Regions from separate parts of the Homo sapiens genome. Here regions 1 and 2 are each linked to region 3. A link is a loop called in an ENCODE intact Hi-C map of the cell type or tissue named here. Cell type or tissue: PC-9. All regions are shown on one strand. Each heading gives the region's core, and the rest is flanking DNA. Links, peaks and the distances in the headings are about the cores only. Region 1 overlaps LOC105374584 (a long non-coding RNA gene). Region 2 overlaps PRKCE (protein kinase C epsilon). Region 3 overlaps EPAS1 (endothelial PAS domain protein 1).

Region 1 (6,780 bases), core at 2,899-5,398, 290 kb after region 3:
GATCTGGCTGGGGCAGAGACTGTGGAGCTAGAAACTTAGGTTGCTTTCCCTTTCTTCCCTTCCCATCCCTCCTCTTCCAAAACCCAAGTCTGACAGGCTGTGAAGCACCTCTATATACGACTGATGGAGCTTTAATTGTTCACCCAATCTTTAGAAAAGATCCTTTTAATTCAGCACTGTGCCCGAAGTCCAGGCACTTAGCTCTGGATGCCCGACTGCAGAAAATACCAACAGCCAGTAGAAAAACTGCACCAATGCTGGGGGTCCTATTTTAATTATTCTAGAAAAATTCACTTTTTGCTCAGTGTTTGGTTTCATTTGGGGCTGACCTCCTTTCTTGCAGGCCCTAGATTCGTGAAATCTATATTAATCAGCAGAATAATATTAGCCAATTCCTTACCTCGTTTTTCCTTCCCCTCATTTGGACAGCTAGCCTGGTTTGTACTCCTTATCTCAGAGATGAGATGTGATAATAAGAGGCAGAGAAATAAAAGTATGTTCCTGGCTTTTGGATTCAGAAGTTGCCCTTATGGGAAGGAAAAAACAAACAAATGTGGCATAGATAAAATATTTGGAAGAAAAGATAACAAGAGTAGAAAAGAGTTTCTTAGGGGGAGGAAGTGAATTCATGGGAAGGTACAGAGGGCAGAGATGTTTCTGGATCCTGTGTGCTACTTCACCCTGGGAAGGTGACACAATTGCAGATGTTTTTGTGAGACTTGGGAGCAGAAAAGACATGTTCTTTGCATCCTCAGTGAAGCCCCAGAGGAGAAATGGGTGCATAATGGGTCCCCACTGAAGAGAACGTAGGCAGATGTGCAAAGTTTCCCATGCCCCAGTGAGAAAGAAGCATGTCTCTTCATGCCCAAGAGCACATCAGAGAAATGGAGAGTGCTCCTGAATCCGAAAGGGTCACACAGACAAGAGTGAAGAATGTCTCAATAAATACCAGTGTGGAAGAATGATCTTGAGGACCACATCCTTCACTCTCTCTCCTTCCCCCCTCCCTTTCTGCACATCTTGCATCTCAGAAGCCCCCTCCCGGAAACTAGATACAACTCCAGGGGAAGGTGAGGTTGAAATCCACAAGTTCACTGAGATAAAGTTTCTGACAATGCAAAGAAAGGGAGGCTTGAAATCAAAATTAGTTTCTATTTCTTACATAAATGTCTGGACTAGAATTGTGTCCACTGCTCAGATCTTACTTATATTCAGGGATGACGTATCTCATGGAAGAACAGGGCTCAACGAGCCACTTAAATGTCTTCCTATCAAATGTTAAGGTTCTAGAAACCAAATGGTGGGTATATTATCCAACATATGCCGTGAAAGCAGAGCCAATCCTGGGGGAAAGCTTCTCTCCTAATGGTAAGGTGTCCATATCCTCTGCCCCAAGAACCAAGACAAGTGATCTGACAAGTGTGAAGACTGCTTTTCAACATGAAAAAGAGTTTTCTTAAACTCAAGCATGATATTGGCTCTACTTTGAATATCAGTTACGAAAATTCATAACGAGCTGAGGTATCTTCACTAACATTGCAAATTAATTTCTTGTATTCATCACAATGACATTTATGTGTATTTGAAAAGTAATCCATATGGATGAGCATATTTTTCATTCACTCTACAGACGGAACATGCACGCTGGTTTGCAGATCCCTTGCAGTGACTCTACAGCTCCCAGGAATCTGAGGTTCACAAGGTGAAACCTACCAGGCCAAACAATTTAAAATTGGTTTTGTTTTGAAAATCCAGTAAGTATGATGGCAATGTCTTGCAGAAATTCCTCTTTTAGTATTCCAGTCTGTGGGCTCTGGCAGAAGTAATAGTCTGCTGCAAACAGATCACTCTTTTTTGTTTGCAAAGTCTTCGTACCAGCTGAATCACAGCTTGCTTTTCACTTTTCGTAACACCTTGCAACATCGCAAAATATTTGCTGGAGTTTGTGAAGGGCGGCTGCAGAATTAGTAAACTGAAAGGAGGCCTTCCTTTACTCCCACCCCTGTCAGCACCTTCTGTTCTAGCAGACCGAAAGGCAGCTTGAGAACTCTGATTGCTTCTCTAGATTATGACAATTCTTGGCACCATCGCCCGGGGCAAGAATGGAAGCAAAGGAAACATTATGGAGTTTTGCAGGTGCCAGTACATAATATTGTCACTTTACAAAATTGAATTTATAAATGACTTCATGAAGGTGAGTTGCTATGGTAACCAGCCTTCTCAACTTTTATATCTGGAAGTAAGGATCATATGGCCCCTTCTGTTTGGGACTATGTATTCTGGGTTTAATGAATAACTACCCATCCTCTAACTTCTAGTTAACTAGGCTCATGGGATGCTAGACCAGGAAGCAACATTAGCAACCATCTCATTCCACCTCCTTCATTCATAGATGGGAACTGAGACACAGAGAAGTGGCACTACACAGCTAACGTGTGTCAGCCCTGAGCCTATGGTTTCTCACTTAGTTTTCTTTTTTTCACAATGAGTGATTTTTGCAAGCCAGTTTAGTTATATATTGTTATTTTTAAACATTTTAGATTGAGAGGGTCCATATGCATATTTGTTATATTGTGTGCTGATGGGGATTGGGCTTTATGTTAGTCAGGGTTCTCCAGAGGAATGTTTTCTTGCTTAGTTTTCTAGTGCTCTTTTCTTTCTGCCACACTGAATTTCTGAAGGGACGCACCCAGCTTCCACGAGTGGATAAGAGACATGGAACCACAGTTAGACACAGGGCCACTGTCACTTCTTACTGAGATGTTAAAACAAGTCCTGTCCATGTACTGGTGTGTGAAGTGTCTAATTTTCTCTATCAGAATTATTACAAATTCCACATGACAACAACTTCCACTGATTCAAAATGATGTATGGGGGGACAGTGTGGGGAGGTGGGGAATGACCTGAGGAAACGTGATCTAGTATTGTGGTTCCATAGTCTAGCATACATAGATTAGCAATCTGCAAAGAATTAGACTGTACCCGAATTGTAGTGAGCATAACGTAAACTTCCTTTAGTCACTCAAAAAAATATATCTTTGGTTTTTTAAAGTCTAGTTTCTTGAACAATAATTCCTGTTGCATAAATACATGAAAAGGTGCTTCGGATAACAGCTTTTCTTCCAGTTAAGAAATCACCAGGCCACAGAAGATTTAGCTATTAGGATTTTCCATAGATTCTTGGAGTGAAGAATGGCAGAAGCTTAAGAGTATTTAGTACATTCTTCTAAAAGCAAAACAAAATGCCAAATTAAAACTAAACAGTGAAATTAGAGTGTTCGTTCACTTTAAAGAGATATGAATACAAACACTGGATCCTCAACAGTCTTTAAACATTGCAGATCACCTGGATATCTTGTTAAAATGCAGATTCTGGTTCAGGAGGTCAGGGAAGAGACCCAAGATTCTGCATTGCTAACAAGCTGTCGGGTGGTGTCAATGCCGCTTGTCCTTGGTCTATACCTTGAGTAGAAAGGGACTAGTTAACTTGCTGTCTCCTTGAATGTGTTTTCTGTGAGGGTCAGCCCTGACCACCCCAGTCACAGGAATCTTTCTGGCCTCCGGATTCCTAGTGCTCATATTGTATATATCGTCCACAAGGTACTTAGGTACTGTTGTATATTGGTATGTCCCATATGTGCATGTCTTCTGTCCCCAACCAGATTGTAAGCCCATCTGTGTTTGCTCAGCCCTGTGTGTGCAACAGAGGTGCTGAATGAAGACCTATCGATGATTGATTGATACGTTAAAGATTATTTCCTCCTTCCTCAGAATGCTACACTTCGCTCATCAATGGAGCTCAAGATGTAAAAGTCTGGTTTAAGAGACATTGAATCTATTCTGCCTTTTATTATCCCTTTCTTATAAGTTGACTTTTAAGAAATCAATGACTGTGTGGAGAGTTCTAACTGGGTACGTAATAAAATAACCAACTGTGGGGGTGGGCAGGGGGCCCTATCGCACCAGGAAGCTTGTTTATTGGTTGCATTAGACCACTAAAGTGGAAGCACTGAGATATTCTGGAAAGAACACAGCTTGGGGGCCAACAGATCTGGGTTCAGAGCCTTACTGCATCACCTACAAGTTGTGTCTCTTTAGAAAATTTACTTAAAATTACTGGGAATTTATTTCATCATCTGTACAATGGGCTACTTTTTTCTGTGATTGTTGTAAGAATTGTAATAACTGTTAAATTGCCTAGCATGGTGCTCAGTACAAGATGTTACACTCTCGGCGGAATCACTTCCAAGTCAAATTGGAAATTGACTGTTAGCCACCCATCACTCTGGTTTGAGAAAGCTGGTGGGATAGTTTACATGCATGGCATTAGCGCCATCTAGTGGTGTGTTACTGCCTACGCTTCCTTACGGAATTCTCTCTTCCAGTACCTTTGAATGGCCACTTAATTTATTCATTTTATTCAACAAGCATTTATTGAATGCCTACTGTGTGCCAGACACTGATTTGGCAGCTGAAGCTACAACAGTGAACAAGATAGATCATGGTCCCTGCCTTTAGGGAGTTTGTGGTCAGGTGGGAAGATAGAAATAAAATAATTACTGAAATAAAATTTGAATTCAACTTATGAAAAGCACTATGAAAGAGTACAGTAGCCTGTGAGTTTATAATAAGGCTTCCCTAGGGAAGTGACATTAAAGGTAAGAAGCATAGAATCCAGTCAGGAGACCACATCAGGCAGGTAACAGCTGCCCAGCGGCACCTCCCTGGACACATTTACCCCATCAGGATCAGGAACCTGCCAGTCTGTCAGGAGCTCCCATCTTGAACTGAGGCCTGTTTCATCAATCATCTAATGTCTATCACATCCCACTCTGTGCAAGTCACTTTACGTACGCCACTGCGGACTTTCTCATGTTATCCTTTTACAGGCGATGTGCAATGAGGTTAAGTAACTTATACAAGGACATAAAACGGCATGTCAGAGTCAAGATTCACACCAGATCTTTCTGCTCACAGCGCCCATGCTCTTTCCTCTACTGAAGCTGTCTCCCAGATGCCAAGCCCAGATCTCTTTATTCTGCATTATGCTGCTTGCCTTGACAGAAAGGAAACCATTAGAAGTGCTTGGGGAGAACGAAAATGCAGAGGGAGGGCGGGAAAATTAAATAACAGCCCAGTGGGTCATGTGTGAAGGGCAGAGAGGAAACTGCTGACTTGGCTAGTTATGTTCTTCTGGTGTGATTTTAGGAAAGTAAACCCAAGAGATCCCTTTCATCAGGAAAGAGAGTATCCCTAATAATGTTGCTTATACTCTTGTGGTTTAAAATGTGTTGCAGCTGCTGCTAAATTGAAATGATTTGGGGGATCATTTGGAGAAGAGAGGTTATCCTCTGGAAATCTATAGGAAGTTGCAAGGATTAATAACCACTAAGGAGCAGAACATTGCTGGGTCAGAAAATAGCTGCAGGACTTAGAGGTTTTCTGCAACACAGGACTTTCAGCTTCAAAACTGGGACATTCTCATGGCAAACTATGGCGATTGGTCACCTGGCAGTGAGCCAGACTGGGAGGATCTGATGTACCCATGGAAGTTAGGCCGAAACACTTATTGAAATCTGGGGTCAATTTGAGGCCTTGGCCACAGACCAATGCAGAAAAGGTGGGCAAAGCGTGGTACAACGAGTACCTTGGTACTCAGTCCCTAGATTACCAACCTAGAGCACCTGCTGTAGGCCTTGCATGCAGAATTAGTTGGCCCCAGTTCTGAGGGAGGGCTCAGGCAGAGGACAAGAATGATCACAGAATCAGGCCACTCTGTGCTTCAGCTTCCTTATCTGCAAAATTGGATAAATAGCAGCACTTTGTGCCTAAAACTGCATGTGAGATCTGTTAGTTAATATGTGTAAAGTGCTCAGAATGGTGCCTGGTCCATATGAATATAGGAAGTATCACCATGGAATTCTCAGGAAGAGAAACAGGTGTGTGGCCCTGGCTGGATCATGTCTATGATAGCTCAGTTTTCCATCTGTAAAATGAAAATCAAAGTCCCTGCCAAAGCTTTCAGAAGAAACAGAACAAGACACAGTCAACAAGGAAAGAAGTCACAGATAGTAGGTAGGAACTTGTGCTCTGAAATCAAACCCCCTGGATTACATCCAGCTCTGCCTCTTAGATGTTCATTTATTTATCTGCCATACCCCAGCCACCACCGCAAGACCCAAGAAACCAGGGTTGAAATGCCAGGCACCAAAGCTGCTGCAGCCATCATCCAAACCCTCCACACAGACCAGTCACTGGCCCCAGTCACTGGCCCAAGGCAGGGTGGAGCATCCAGACAAGGTGGGGAATGGAATTTGCCCAATAATGGATGCCAATGATTTGAGGAAGACAGCAGCCAAGGGAGAAATGGAAATGCAAACCAGGTACAAACACCAATGGGCCCGGCGCTGTCCTGAGCACTTTATGCATTAGTTCATCTAGTTCTCCTGGCAGTCTTATGAAGTAGGCACTGTTATTCACCCCATTTTACAGATGAAGAGACTGGGGCGCACAGTGGCTATAACTTGCTCAACTCACAGAGCGAGCCAGAACTCTGGGCAAGTTTGTTGACATTTCTAGTCCCTAGTTCCTCTCAAAAGAATGAGGGTAATAAGTTATGACATCTCCTCATAGATTTGTTATGCAGATTAGATGGGATAGTCTATACACAGCACTTAGCAAAGGATCAGAAACATTTTAAGCACTCATACTTAAACCCAAAGTCACTCACTAGGTAATTGGCGTGATAAGATACATGGGCTATAATTACCAAAAATATAG
Region 2 (6,780 bases), core at 2,900-5,399, 190 kb before region 3:
GATCTTAGATATATTGAGGAAGGAACAATGCCAATAATTTACTCGATGTCACCTACTGTTCTCGCCACTTGATTGTATTCTTTCATTTAATCCTCATAACAAATATATGGGAAGGCCTACTAATGTCCCCATTTTATGGATGAGAAAATGGCGGCACAGAGATTACATAATTGGCCCAAGGCCACAAAGTTAGTAACTGGAGAAGCAGGCATGGAATTCAGGCAGTCTGGCTGTAGAGCATGAAGGCTAAGCCACTAAGCTACCTCTCACAGATCGGCATTTAAAGAAACCAGTCTGATTCCATGAGAGTTCTCAGATGTCCTGATTTTATAAATACCAATATAAAATAGACCAAGAAGTCATGAAGCTGAGAAGGAATGCCAGTATATAGCATGAACTTGCTATGTGTTGGAGGAGGCCAAATCTAGTATGGTCTTAGGCTCCTGAAAAAGCCTTTGGACAACAATGAAAACAGGCCTTTTGAAATTGTTAAAAGAAGAAAGAAAGAGACCCACGGCCTTTATATGGAGGGACTCCACCAGGCTGCCCACCAGAATCACTTATGGAGCTTTAAAAACTCACCGTCTGGAGATTCCAATTCATCAGGTCTAGGATGACTCTCAGGTGTCTAAATGGCTGTGTTTGGTTTTTATGCACAGCCAGGATTGAGAACCACTGTGTTAAAAAATGGCAAAAAGCAGACCTGTTATTTTGCCTCCAATTTTCCCCAAAGAGAAATAGCTCCAAAGTACAAAGATAAGGGTGAAAACCACTAAGAGGAAATTGAAACCCAAGAGAGGCAAATTACATTTAATAAAGCTCACCTGGGGAGCCCTATTATTCCATGCCCAGACCAGATCCCAAAGCAGTTCAACAGAATCCCTAGAGTGGGACGAGCAGCTCCGTGCGTTGAAGCTCCCCCAGGTGACTCCAGTGTAGGCCCAGGTGAATTACATTCCAGGTTACGGAAGAATCTGCTCTGCCTACTGCTTGGTAAATTGGAAATGATGGGATAGAGTAATGATACCAAGTGATAGGAGAAAGGCAAACCGTCTCCCAGTATTCAGAAACTGGGAAAATGTGAACTTAGGACACTTTGAAATTGATATTATTAAAGGAAGTTTCTATAAATTCTTAATGAGAAGATAGTTTGTGGACATTTAGGGGGCAGTAGTAATCACTTGAAGCAATTAACTTCATTTCCAGCAGAGAAATGCTCAGCCATTTGTATCTTTATTCCAGCAAAGCAACTGAGCAAAATGAAAACAGTGACCATGGCTGGTTGCTTCTCAATGAATTTCACAACCACACCCCAAAGAGTGCTGGTGGGACTTGATGTCACCTATGTGAGAGGGCTGTTTCAGGGGCCAGGTCAAAGGGCTCTGGTCCTGATCCTGTGCTAAACAATATTTGCATGAGTGTCCCAACAGAGAGATAGGAGGCATGCCAATCAAATTTTAGGATGACATAAAGCTGGAGGATACAGCAGATAAGATGGATGATAGAATTAAAATGGCATTTGCATTGTATTTTAGGGTTTATCTGAGCTTTACCTATAACCCTCAGAAAGCTAGGTATGTCTGTTATCTCTACTTCCTAGGTAAATACACTGAGATTCAGAGAGGTAAGTTGCAGAATCATGGTGATCTTGACAGGCTAGAAATATGTCCCAAAATAAGAAGAAATCAAGTGTAAAGGATTACGTTTGGATTTTAAAAACCAATTTCAGGCCGAGTATGGTAGCTCACACCTGTAATCCCAGCAGTTTGGAAGGCTGAGGTGGGAGGATCACTTGAGCCCAGGAATTCAAGACCAGCCAGGACAACACAGCGAGATTTCATCTCTCTACTTTATATACTTAAAAAAATTTTTTTAAATCAATTTCAGAAAAATAAGATTGGAGTTTGTATTAGTTGCCCAGGGCTACCATAACAAAGTACCAAAACCTGGGTGGCTTATCTAACAACAGAAATTTATGATCTCATGGTTTGAGGCTAGAAGTCTGAAATCAAGGTGTTGGCAGGGTCTTGCTCCCTCTGAAACCTACAGAGGAATCTTTCCTTGCCTCTTTCAGCTCTGGTAGCCACAGACTTTCACTGGCTCGTGCCACACAGCTTCAGTCTTCACACATATGTCCCTGTGTCTCTTCCCTCTGTGCATGTCTGTCTCTGTGTCCAATTTCCCCTCTTATAAGGACACCAGTCATATTGGATCAGGGCCCACTCTAATGACCTCATCTTCGTTTGATTACGTCTGCAAAGAACTTATTTCCAAATAAGACCACATCCTGTGGTACTGGGGGTTAAAACTTCACATATCTTTTTGGGGAGACACAATTCAACTCATAACATGGTAAAATTGGATTGATACAACTAAGATAGTGTCAATGTTTTCTCATAGCTACTTAAGAAATTATAAAACATTGATACTATCTTAGACAATGTTAATGTAATTTAAGGGTTCACGCCAAGTAGAAAGTAACACCACTGCACTTGGCACTGTTCAGACCGCAGAGGCAGGAACTGAGCAGTCACTTCTGGCCACTACCAAGGATATGGATTTAAAAAAAAATGGCTGGGCATGGTGGCTCACACCTGTGATCCCAGCACTTTGGGAGGCTGAGGCAGGTGGGTCACCAGAGGTCAGGAGTTCGAGACCAGCCTGACCAACAGGGAGATACCCCATCTCTACTAAAAATACAAAAGCTAGCCAGGCGTGGTGGCACATGCCTGTAATCCCAGCTACTCAGGAGGCTGAGGCAGAAGAATTGCTTGAACCCGGGAGGCGGAGGTTGCAGTGAGCCAAGATTGTGCTATTGCACTCCAGCCTGGGCAACAAGAGCGAAACTCTGTCTCAAAAAAAAATAGAGCACTGCCATGGACTCCCAGTAGAAAGTTCCATGGGCAGTCCAGTGCCAGATGACCCCTCTATACATTTTGACCTGTTTACTGTAAAGAAAATCCAAAAGTATGAACATTTCTTGGCTAACAAAATTATAAAGAGGAAGAAGGGATGACAGATGATTATGTTTAGAGAAATTTTTAACTTGAGAGTTAGATTCTCATTTTTGCCAGGCAGGGCACTATGCAGTGATACCTTCCTTATTTCATTTAACTTCACACATCAGTATGTGTGTGTAAACATATACACATATATTCTTTTAATTCGAATGTATGGCTATGAAGAATATATGTATCTATATGAGGATCTAGTTAATGGTGAGGAAGTGTTCTAATTGTTTAAATTCTTTTTCTTTTAGAATATTTAAAAGAGAAAAGTGGAGCATAGACAAGAATATGGACATTTCAAAGCTAGGACGGACTTGGGATTTGGCTGTTATAGTGACTAAAATTATTTCCGGCCAATGAACGTTAAGTATCTGCTGTGTGCCCTGCCTTGCAGTAGGTACCTTGAGGGGTATGATGGGGAATATAATACACATGAAATAGCAGAAGGGGCTAAATGCATGATCCAGACAGTGCCATAGGAGCCGGGAGGAGGGCAGGGTGGAAGGAGACTGGAGTTACGGAAGTCATAAGAAGGAGCCTCACGTGGGACCTAGAAGGATGCTGGCATTTAGGAGACCACGTAGAGACAGCATGTCTCAGTTCAGGTCACACCCCATGAGGCAGAGGACCTCTGGGTTGGGGTCACTATGCTACTTGTGCTGTTGCTGTCACGCCAAGCAGAGTTAAGGGGGAAGGCAGGGACCAATAAGGCAGCCACATGAAAGCTAGCCCTATGCCCCAGCCTGTAAGATCAGGGAGTTTTCTCAGTGCTTTAAAACAAAGTCATCTGTTGATCTCCTGGGAATCAGATGAAGACAGAAGCAGACACTGCTGGCTCCTCCGAAAGCTCAAGTTTATGACGTCAGCACAGTGAGGGCTGTGAGAGATTGTGCTGGCCAGACAGGAAGTAAGCATTGACGCTGCCTGCCTACCTCTGCCCTGGGCTCCCAACACCACCACAGCCGCTGAGTCTCTAGGCCTCAGAGCTGCCTGAGCTCTGAGGCAGGCCCAGTCTCTGAGAGGGATCTGGACTGACCTGAAACTCTTATTTCCTCCCTTCCTGACTACAGACACCAAAAATGTGCCCTTCCCCCAGAGTCAGTCCCAGATTTCTCAAATCTAAGACCTTATTTCTGAAATGATGCCAGAGGGAATCGGAATGTTGTTTTCCTCTAACATCAGCCACAGGGGTCAGACATACCCACAAAGTCCCTAAACATATCTGTCTTGATGGAATTTTCCCAAACCCTGGTCGAACCTGTTTGTTTCTATCTTGTGTCAGCAATTAGAAAACTCTAGTGCCCCAAGTCCTGGGAGAAGAAATTTCATTAATTGGGCCTAAGCCTACCTGTTTTGCAGACCCCATGGGCCTAGTGATGGTCTGGGATGCCTGGCTCTAGGCCCTTCATGAATCAGACTACAGCCATCCCCCCCAACTCCCTGCCTCCACTTCCCAAAATCAAAACACCCCCTGACAGCACAGCAGCCCCTGACCCTGAACCCAGATCACGTTACTGGCTCTAGATAAAGTAGCAGCAAGAGAGGTGCATTTATTAATTTTTTCTAGCAGATATCTATGGAGTATGCAGTATGTGCCAGGCATTGTGCTAGGCTGGGGATAGAATGGTGAGTTCAACCCAGTCTCTGCCTGCAAGGAGCTCATAGATTAGTTGAAAAGAAGAGGCCTCCTCAGTGTGGTGAGTACTAAGTTAGGAGAGATGGTGAGGGCACCCACAAGAAGCTTTGCTCAAGCAGCCCTGGAGGGATGAGGAGGGTTCCTGAAGAAAGGGCATGTACATGGAGGTGGGGAAATTGCATGGATGTGGGGCAGAAGGCAGGGATAGGGGAGGGCATTCCAGGTAGAGGGCTAGCTATGCAAGGCTGGAGGCAAGAGAAAGCAGGAGGAAGCCCCATGGTTGGGCAGTGCCAGGGAGATGAACCTGGGGGATGAGGCAAGGACAAGCTCCTGAAGGGCCTCAGAAGCAGGTGAGCGAAAGAACTCAGGACTTTACCCCAAAAGCCGTGATGTGCAATGAAGCATCTCAATTGCTGGAGGAAGCACTAGGATGTTCAGGCAGGCCCAGGCTCAGTCCTAGTTCAGGATTTGGAGGCACAGAAAGAAAGGTAAGACTCAGCCCCTAACTTCAGGAAACTCACTGATGGGCAGATACCATGCACTGTGTTGGGAAACAACCAAGCTGTGCATGATGCATGCCCATGGCACACGAATGCTAAGATTTGAAGGCATGATGGGAGCTATCATTTATTGAGTGCACTCTGTATGCCAGGTTCTGCAGAAGGAACCTAATATCACATCTCACTCAGTCCTCAAGGAAACCTATAGTGTGCCTGTTACCACCCCCGTGTGACAGATGGAAAGACCACGGCTTAAAGAGGTTAACTTCACAGCGTCAATAACCAGGAAAGGATGGCACCAGAATGAGCTCAGCCGGTGATCTTCCTCCTACTCTATTCAGCCTTCCCTAAGTGTGGGCCAAAGGTTGTAGAAAAGGCTTCACGGATTAGGAAGGGACTGGCGAGTTAGAATGTTGTTCCCTGTGTCCCACTGTCATCTCTCAGGCTCTGCAGTGGGGGCCAGGAGCCTGACATTTAGGCATTAGGGGAGGCAGGGATGACTGAGGATCAGGATAAACAAGTGTCTCTGAGAGCCTGCCCCTCAGAATCTTTAAGTCGAGTCCAGTGCCTGCTCTGTGCGGGAGGTAGCAGCTTTTCAAAGAATAAAATCAGCGAGTAAAGAATATAATCTGCAGTTCTTTGCAAATTTGACGATGCTGTGCTGCCTACATACCATTAATAGGGGATGGGTTTTCCCAGAGATGTTTGCTTTGGAAAACTCCCAAGCCTCTACTGTTAACAGTTAGAGATTGCACATAGTGGGGATGGTTATTTGAATTAGAAATGGGTAACTCACATGCACCTGAAATGTCTCCAAGTAAAGTAGGGTAGGGGCCAAGTTGTATAAGGAGATGGGTGAGCCAAGTCTGTAACGATCATGAAGAATGGCATACTCTCTCAAATGCCACAGATGATTCTGGAACCTCAAGAATCTCAGAGCTGAGCTAAATGGCTCTCCAAGATAGCCCACCATGGAGCTAAGGTCCTCTGGAATGACACCACTAGCAGTATTGACTGAGCCTGGTTCCCTGATTCACAACAGCAAGTCGTGAAATTCAGACATCCTGTAGGATCTAGCTTTACCACTATGCTCAGTTGACCTCAAGAAATGAAACCAGCTTCCATGATTAACAGACACTAATGACCAACAGGTGAAACACAATCAGGTAAATGGGGAGAGCCAGTGCCAGAGGGCTTACAGATTTTCTGAAGTTCTTCATACACAGGTTCCCCTCATTAGCAGCCATCTGGGAGGGAGCTGGGGATGATTCTGAAACCTGGAGAATCCCGGTCACTATATCATACATTAGTTGAAAAGAGGGAGCCTCCTCAGTGTGGTGAGTGCCAAGTTAGGAGAGATGGTGAAGGCATCTCCTGCCTACACGCCTTGTACAGCCAGCCCTCTGCCTGGATTATACCGGTCTACCACATACCTGGGCAAGGCTCGTCCTTAGTGACGTTACAAATGGAATATTCTTCTTGCCCTATTCCTTGACTCTCTTTTTCTCCTTACTGCCACCCCTACTACTCCATTATCCCCTTCGGCTCCAGCTCCCCCGGCGTGGATGCTCCTGGCTTGCCTTCTGGGATGATACCCAGGGCTTCCCTAATTGTTGCCACAGCCTACCCAGCCCGC
Region 3 (6,780 bases), core at 2,904-5,403:
GAGGCCGTACTGTCAACCTCAAGTCAGCCACCTGGAAGGTAGGGCAACATCAGGCCTGGGTTGGAGTCCCAGGTGTAGGGTAACGGCGGTGCAGGGGATGCCTAAGGCCCTACCCCCACCCCCAGCACTCTCGGCTCCATGTCTGACCCTTCCACGCCTGTCTCAGGTCTTGCACTGCACGGGCCAGGTGAAAGTCTACAACAACTGCCCTCCTCACAATAGTCTGTGTGGCTACAAGGAGCCCCTGCTGTCCTGCCTCATCATCATGTGTGAACCAATCCAGCACCCATCCCACATGGACATCCCCCTGGATAGCAAGACCTTCCTGAGCCGCCACAGCATGGACATGAAGTTCACCTACTGTGATGACAGGTAGGGGGCCATGGGTGTGTATGCTGTGGGCAGAGATGGGTCTTACCTGTGTGTGTGGGGAGTTGTGCCTGTATTAAAGGTGTGGAACTGAACATAGACGTGGTATTGCCGGGTGCATGTTCGTGGACCTGTGCCACTGTTTCATTGCATCAGTGCCCCTCAGAGGTTCCCGGTACTGTATTTGGTGGTCTCCCATTGACAGAGCCTCAGGGTCCATCTGCAGAGCTTTCCTGGTGTGCAACTCTTCTCATCATTGTGGTGTGAACATATTTCTCCATACGTGTATCAGGCTCCTGAGGAAATTCTCAAGGCAGTCTTCTGCCCCAGGAGAAAGAGTCTAGAGACTTCCATCTGTACTCCTGCTTCAGAGGCCAGTAAGGAGCATCAGCTTCTGCCCTGGAGACTGACCCTCTTCCATTACTGACTGAGCCTTTCCCTCCGCCTTGTTCCTTCCTGCATGCAACTCCATTCCGGCCAGTGTCCAGCCATTTTGAAGAAGATGAAGGTAGCTGAGCCAGATGCTAACCCCCCAGTGCCAGGCCCAGTGTCTCTTAGGAGACACAGTAGTGATTAAGAGCATGGGCTTCAGGACTAGATGGCTTAGGTTCAAATTTAGTAATAAATGTTCAGTGTTAGCTCTTATTATCACCTTTATTAGAGTTGTTGAAAGAGTGCCTAAGACTGCTTAGGCATGTCATGCCATCTCGGGTTCTTAGCTCATTTAGAAGATTGAAGCAGGTGGGGAAGAGACTGGGGTTGTCATAGGAGGGAGTATTTAGATACCCTACAGCTCCTAACTCCCCCACCAGCCCTGCCTCTGGGACTGTGGAGCCTGATGATGGGAGGTAGGAGGAGGAAGATGGGGAGAACAGATGCCCGGAGCAATGGCCGGCCCCAGGGAGGGAAGGAAATGCAGAAGACTGGGCCCAGGGTAGGCCTGGCTTGAGTAAGCGCCACTGGGGCTTGCTGAGCAGCACCCCCCGCATGCGCCCTTCCTGGCAGAGATCTCCCTGCCTGACCTCAGCTTTCTGCAGCATCTAGAGCCGCCATGTGTCCCAGGGTGACAGTTCCTGTGGCAGCTCTTTGCCACCCCCAACTCTTTGCCACTCTTCTCTCATCTTCTAGGGTTTCTCCTCAGGAAACCCTCAGATCTCAGTTTCCCCTTCTCCAAAATAGAGATAACACTTTCTAACCTGTTTCATGGGGTCACTGTAAAATGAGATAATGGCTGTGCAAGCACTTTGAGAAGTCCAGACACCACAACACATGTGAGGCTTCTTGTTATTGCTTATATCTTACTTCCTGTCCTTGGCCTCCTCCAAAGCAAAATCTTCCACTAAACTCAAGGAGCTGAAACCACTTCTGAAGGCAGTTAGTGGCTGGGGGGCAGGAAGAGGAAGAATCTGACCCCCAGATCAGCAAGAATCTGCCTTGTCTTCCTCAGCTAGCAGGAAACCATGGAACCCCAGGAAAAAAAGCTCCTGCTCAGCCTCCCCTAGGCCTACCCACTTTTCTCTTATCAGCTGGACATCCCAAGGGCATCTGGTTTCTTCATGGGAGGGACCCTCCTCTCCAGGATGGGGTTTCTCTCCTCTGATTCCAGACCGGCCTGGTGTTGGTTGGTCGCCCCTTCTTAGAGTTGGCCACCACTTGTGGCACAATTTCAGAACTTTTGTAAAAGTATCCTTGAGTCATTCCTGTCCTTCAGTTCTGACCACAGTAGGGCCAGGATTCACAGCCTTTGGAGCTAGTGGGTAGTTATATAAGTAGAAAGAAATGCTCTAACCTCATAGGGAGAAAATGTCATGCATGAAGCCTTCCGTCCTGGAACTTCGACACAGTCACCATTTATTGTAATTGTTAGTGGTGGTGGTGGTGGTGGTGGTAGTGGTGGTGGTGGTGGTGGTGGTGGTGGTGGTGGTGGTGGTGATAATGATGGTGGTTCAAGAAGAAGATTGCACTTTTAGTGACAGGCACTGCAGGAATCCATGTTATAGGTAAGGTTATTTATCAGATGCAGTCTTTGTATTCAGGTGAACATTCTGGGCAGAAGACACAGCTTTGTGTACCTCAGTAGTCTTGTGAGATAACATGGACAATCCCACTGCATAGCCCCTGTGTCACTGGCTTTGAGGTGAAGTGGCTCAAGCCGACGTAGCCATATAGCCTGGGAGCATATATAGTGCTGGGGATGATGAAAGTCAGATACGTGCTTCACCCTGGTGAATGAAGCACATCCGTAACATAACTCCATAAGCACTGGGAAAACCCTACTGTCCTAGAAAATAACTTGGCATCCCTACATAATAGAAAAGAGATTTTTTTTAAGCTTAAGATTTTGATCCTTGTTACAGTGAGAAGAAATCCTCTGGAAGGGGTAATTCAGCCTTATCCTTTATTCATTATCTTGGTTTAAATGAGTTTCAGGTAATTTTCTGAAGGTACTAACCTTTGGACAAAAGAAGAGGGGGAGAAACACAAGGAATTGGATGTCTAAATGTGGCTGGAGAGGAAATGTACATAGAAAGGGGAAAGATGCTGTGCTGACTTCTTAGTTTGGCTCAGGGCTGGTAGCCAGAGTAGCTTCTGGCTTAAAGGAAGTATCAAGCCTCGTGATTTAGGGCTTTGTGACTCATAATGTAGAGGGTGATATTGCTTATAAGTTCTGCGAGACACACTGCATTTTCAGCAAAATCTTGCCTTTCAAGAAACCTAATTACATGGCCCCAAGTCTGAATTCAGTGGTGCTGGAGAGCTGCATGTAGAAGCATTTAAAGACATAGAATGCTGTGTCACACAGAAGTTGTGTTTAACCGATTAGCAGATTAGTTAACAAGGGCACAGACATGGCTTAGACAGTTGATGAAGTGACTATTTTAAGTCCTTAATCCCTAAGTGTTATATCTTAATTGCTTTGATGAGGCCTGAGATATTTTTGGTTTTGGTAGCTTGTTTTGTTTTCACTCTTTGTGGTGGGATGGGGAGAAGCATATGCACATGCACACATATATACACTCTCCGCCTCAATTCCCCTTTAGAGACAAATCCTGCAAAAACCAATGCCTGTCCAAGATACCTAATGGGGTGAGGGGTTCTCCATTTTAATCAGGAAATTCACTAGGTTTAATGACATCTGAGACACACAAGGTGCTGTGATTCCCACAAAGGGGATTGTTTTCCTACAAGAAAAGTTAGAATCTGAAGAAAATGTATGGCAGTTAGAATCCACAAAATCAATTTTGAAGCAGTTTGGTACTTGTCTTATATATACTGAGACCACAGACACAATCAAGCAAAAAAAGAAAAAGGGTCATGGAGAAAAAGATGAAAACCGACAGGAAAGAAGGGAGAGAAAAGACAACTCTAATTTTACATTGAACTCTCAGGTCAAATCAGTTGAATCTGAAACAACCTATTCTGAAACATCTGAAATAGAATAAAGGAATACAGATGGTTCAAAATGCATTTGTCCTCCTGTTAATGAGGGATCAGAGTACCATATTAAGTCCTGCATTAATTGTTTTTAAAATAGTAAATACTTTTAAAAGTAAATTTCATAACAATTCATGTCGGTCACATTTATGTACCTATGGTCAACTGCTCTAGACAAGGGGAGCAAGTTGAGTAGCAGGGTAAAAGAAAAATATCCTGATTATTAATGGAATTAATGATCTCTTCTTCATTTACGACTCAAACATAGGCAATATACTCTGTTTCCCGAAATACTGAGCAACCAGTTACGAACTGTCATTTACTGTGCATCTGCTATGTAACTGTGTGCCAGAGACCATTACATCAAAGTAAAAGAGATGATTCCTGATCTTCAGGAGTTGAGAGTTTGAGACATAAGCCATTTAATGAAACCACAGTGAATGGTACAAAATACAACATTCCATTTACCCAAAAGGAAGACAAAAGTTGTTCCCAAGTAGTTTAACTTTAAAATAGGGTGGTTCTTAAATTCATGTGGAGGTGCCATCTAGTGGTGAAAGAGGTAACTGTGAAGGAAGCCAAGCCGTCAGGGAGATAGAGGCCAGGCCTTTCTAATTATCATATAATCCCACTGCGATTTTGTCAGTTGTAGGAGTCTTCCTGTATCTTAGAAATAAATTATAAAACCAAATTATGTGGATAGGAGCAGTATCACCAGGGGAAGAGGTTTCAAAATTACAGTAAAAATTTCAAATCAACAAAGAGGGTCATACAATTTTTACAGGTAAAGAACTTTAGGGCAACCCTGTTTTGTCATTGCATTTAGGGAACATAGGACATATTAATATCAGGAGTTACAGTTGAATAAAGATGCCTACATTCCAAGTTCTGTGGATAAATTTATGGTGAATTGTTTTTCTACAAAGAAGTTGAGAATAAGTAAAAATGGTGAAAGTGAGGGAAACGTTGAGGATCCTAAAGATAATGTCAGTAAGGAGAACTATAAAGAGCCATAAGTGGTAAAACACACACACAACCTTCCTATGTATACTCTTACCCCTACAGGTACCCTGTAACACTCCACAGACAGGATAGAAATGGATTTCCCGTTAATTACAGAGCTGGTTGTATAGATTTCATATAACCATGTAGTATTTGAGGAAAACACAAGGCTTAAGTACTGTTTAAAGCAAACAAAATCTAGATGAAAATATATTAAAACCAACCGAAGGCACTGAAATCTGAGTTAGTGAACAGCGTACATATTAGTAAGGAAACGCAGTGTCAAAGCTTATAAGCACATATAGAAACCAAAATGAGATAAATCACGGGGTGCTGAGGAGAGGCGATGGGCAGAGTGTGGAAGGAAAGCAAGCCGACTTGAAGTATTTATTAGCAGATACATTCTTTGGAAAACAAATAGGTGGTTACAAAGTACTTAAAACTTTCATCCTCTTAAACAGTTTAAATACTCTCTCACCATCTTGCTTACATGATTAATTTACCTAGCAAATCCTTTACTCGTGTAGGGAACAGGGGTAAAAACTGCAGCCAGATCTTGCGTGACTCCAGGCGGTGGCATCTGAAGTCAGGCACCGTGGCGCTGCACCGCACGTGGACGGGTGCTGGCGATTACATGCGGGGAAGAAGAGCGAGCCTTCTCAGGCCTGTGGGTGGATTTCTTTCTGCCACTTGAGGTGGCAGCACTCACGCTGTAGCCAAGAGAATAATTTTTTTGCGAGCACTCTGCTGTAGGTGGTGTATTTTGAATAGAGCTTCTAAACAGTTTTGAGAGTAAAGAGCAATGAATCATTCATTTTACATTTTGAAGGCACATCTCACTCTGAAGTCCAGTGCTCAGAGAGCTGACCCACGTATTTACTTGGGGTAACACCAACTTCAGAATTTAACAACCCCCTTTAAAGCTGTATTTTCTATTTCCTTTCATCCTTCCTCTGCCTCCTTGTGGCTGACTATCTATCTGCATCTCTCTCCTCACTGCATCCTTGGTCTGCTGTTTTTTGACTTTATTATTAAAAAGTATCCTCTGTTCTTATGTTTGAAATCTGGTGAATTAAGTCCTTGTACATTTCTCTCTTCTCTTAGAACAGCCCTACTGAGTTGACTTTGAAATTTACGGGTGACCTCAAACTGATTTTCTTTTTCCCAGTGAGTCAGGGGTCCTTAATTAGAAAGAAAGAAAAAAAAATAGTTCCCTGGCCCCTGATGGAGAGAGCAGATGAACTTGTGTTATCACAGCCCAGCTCGGAAGGCTTGTCTGGAGCCTGGGGGAAATGAGCGGGGAAGGCCCTTGTGTGCCGTAGGAGCGACCTTATAAACAAGCTCGGTTCATTAACCTCCCCACTGGCGTCTACGTGCCTGCACGTGGGGGCGAATGACCATGAGCTTTAAGTTGGGGTTTCCTGGCTTTGTGAAGTTTGACAACTCAAATGTTCTTCAATTGTGTTTGGGATGTGGTGTATTTCCCAGTTTTTATAGTAGTCTGTTTAAAGGAATGAAGAAAGACATTAAATATTTATTTTAGTTGACAAGATAAATGAAAGCTGCTACTGGGAAGATATCTGGCAGTTCTGAAATCTAGGTTTGTTTTTCCACTTCCAAAACATGCCCATTGTATGCCTTTGAATGGATGATACATTAATTAGATAAACATTTTATTATGAGGCAGATTATAATAAACATCTACTTTGAACATTTTAATTTAAAGATTCTAATCTCGAAAGGAAATTTAATTCCTTCAGAGAGTAGAAAGACATCTTTCCTAGAATGCCAGTAGGCTCATTTTGGAGGGTCTCTAGAAAATTCTAGACCTGCCCAGGAACAGAAGCAGTTTATCTGGCAAGTCAGTGAGCCTGCAGATGGCCAGACCATTGTTAGCAGGGCTTACTCATGCAGTTCTAGTTCCCAGGCTAAGCTTGAAAGTCATCCGACCCAGCAGCGAAGCCATTTGATCGT

What was found. Peaks named below come from ENCODE experiments on the same cell type or tissue, not always from the same donor. Only the 100,000 strongest peaks of a DNase experiment are listed, where the experiment ranks them.
Region 1: a loop joins it to region 3, with 2.8 times the contacts of the local background. A loop is called at or near these places in 3 of 110 quality-filtered maps.
Region 2: a loop joins it to region 3, with 8 times the contacts of the local background. A loop is called at or near these places in 11 of 110 quality-filtered maps.

The regions. Positions count from the first base shown.
Region 1 is chr2:46,646,385-46,653,164 of GRCh38, forward strand. LOC105374584 (a long non-coding RNA gene) reads left to right here. Exons shown (of 2, transcript XR_940058.3): 2 at 1,631-6,780. Among named protein-coding and RNA genes, the nearest start is that of CRIPT, 33 kb to the left of the region's middle. In PC-9, for the core only: CTCF peaks have their summits at 4,339 (motif pointing left) and 4,539; a DNase peak (open chromatin) is centred at 4,327.
Region 2 is chr2:46,175,406-46,182,185 of GRCh38, forward strand. All of the region lies in intron 14 of PRKCE (protein kinase C epsilon), which reads left to right. Among named protein-coding and RNA genes, the nearest start is that of EPAS1, 120 kb to the right of the region's middle. RefSeq lists an enhancer at 3,843-4,343. In PC-9, for the core only: a CTCF peak has its summit at 4,193; a DNase peak (open chromatin) is centred at 4,126; H3K27ac peaks cover 2,225 bases.
Region 3 is chr2:46,360,719-46,367,498 of GRCh38, forward strand. It overlaps EPAS1 (endothelial PAS domain protein 1), which reads left to right. Exons shown (of 16, transcript NM_001430.5): 5 at 1-38; 6 at 167-372. Among named protein-coding and RNA genes, the nearest start is that of LINC01820, 30 kb to the right of the region's middle. RefSeq lists an enhancer at 1-928. In PC-9, for the core only: CTCF peaks have their summits at 4,359 (motif pointing left) and 4,559; DNase peaks (open chromatin) are centred at 3,012 and 4,333; H3K27ac peaks cover 795 bases.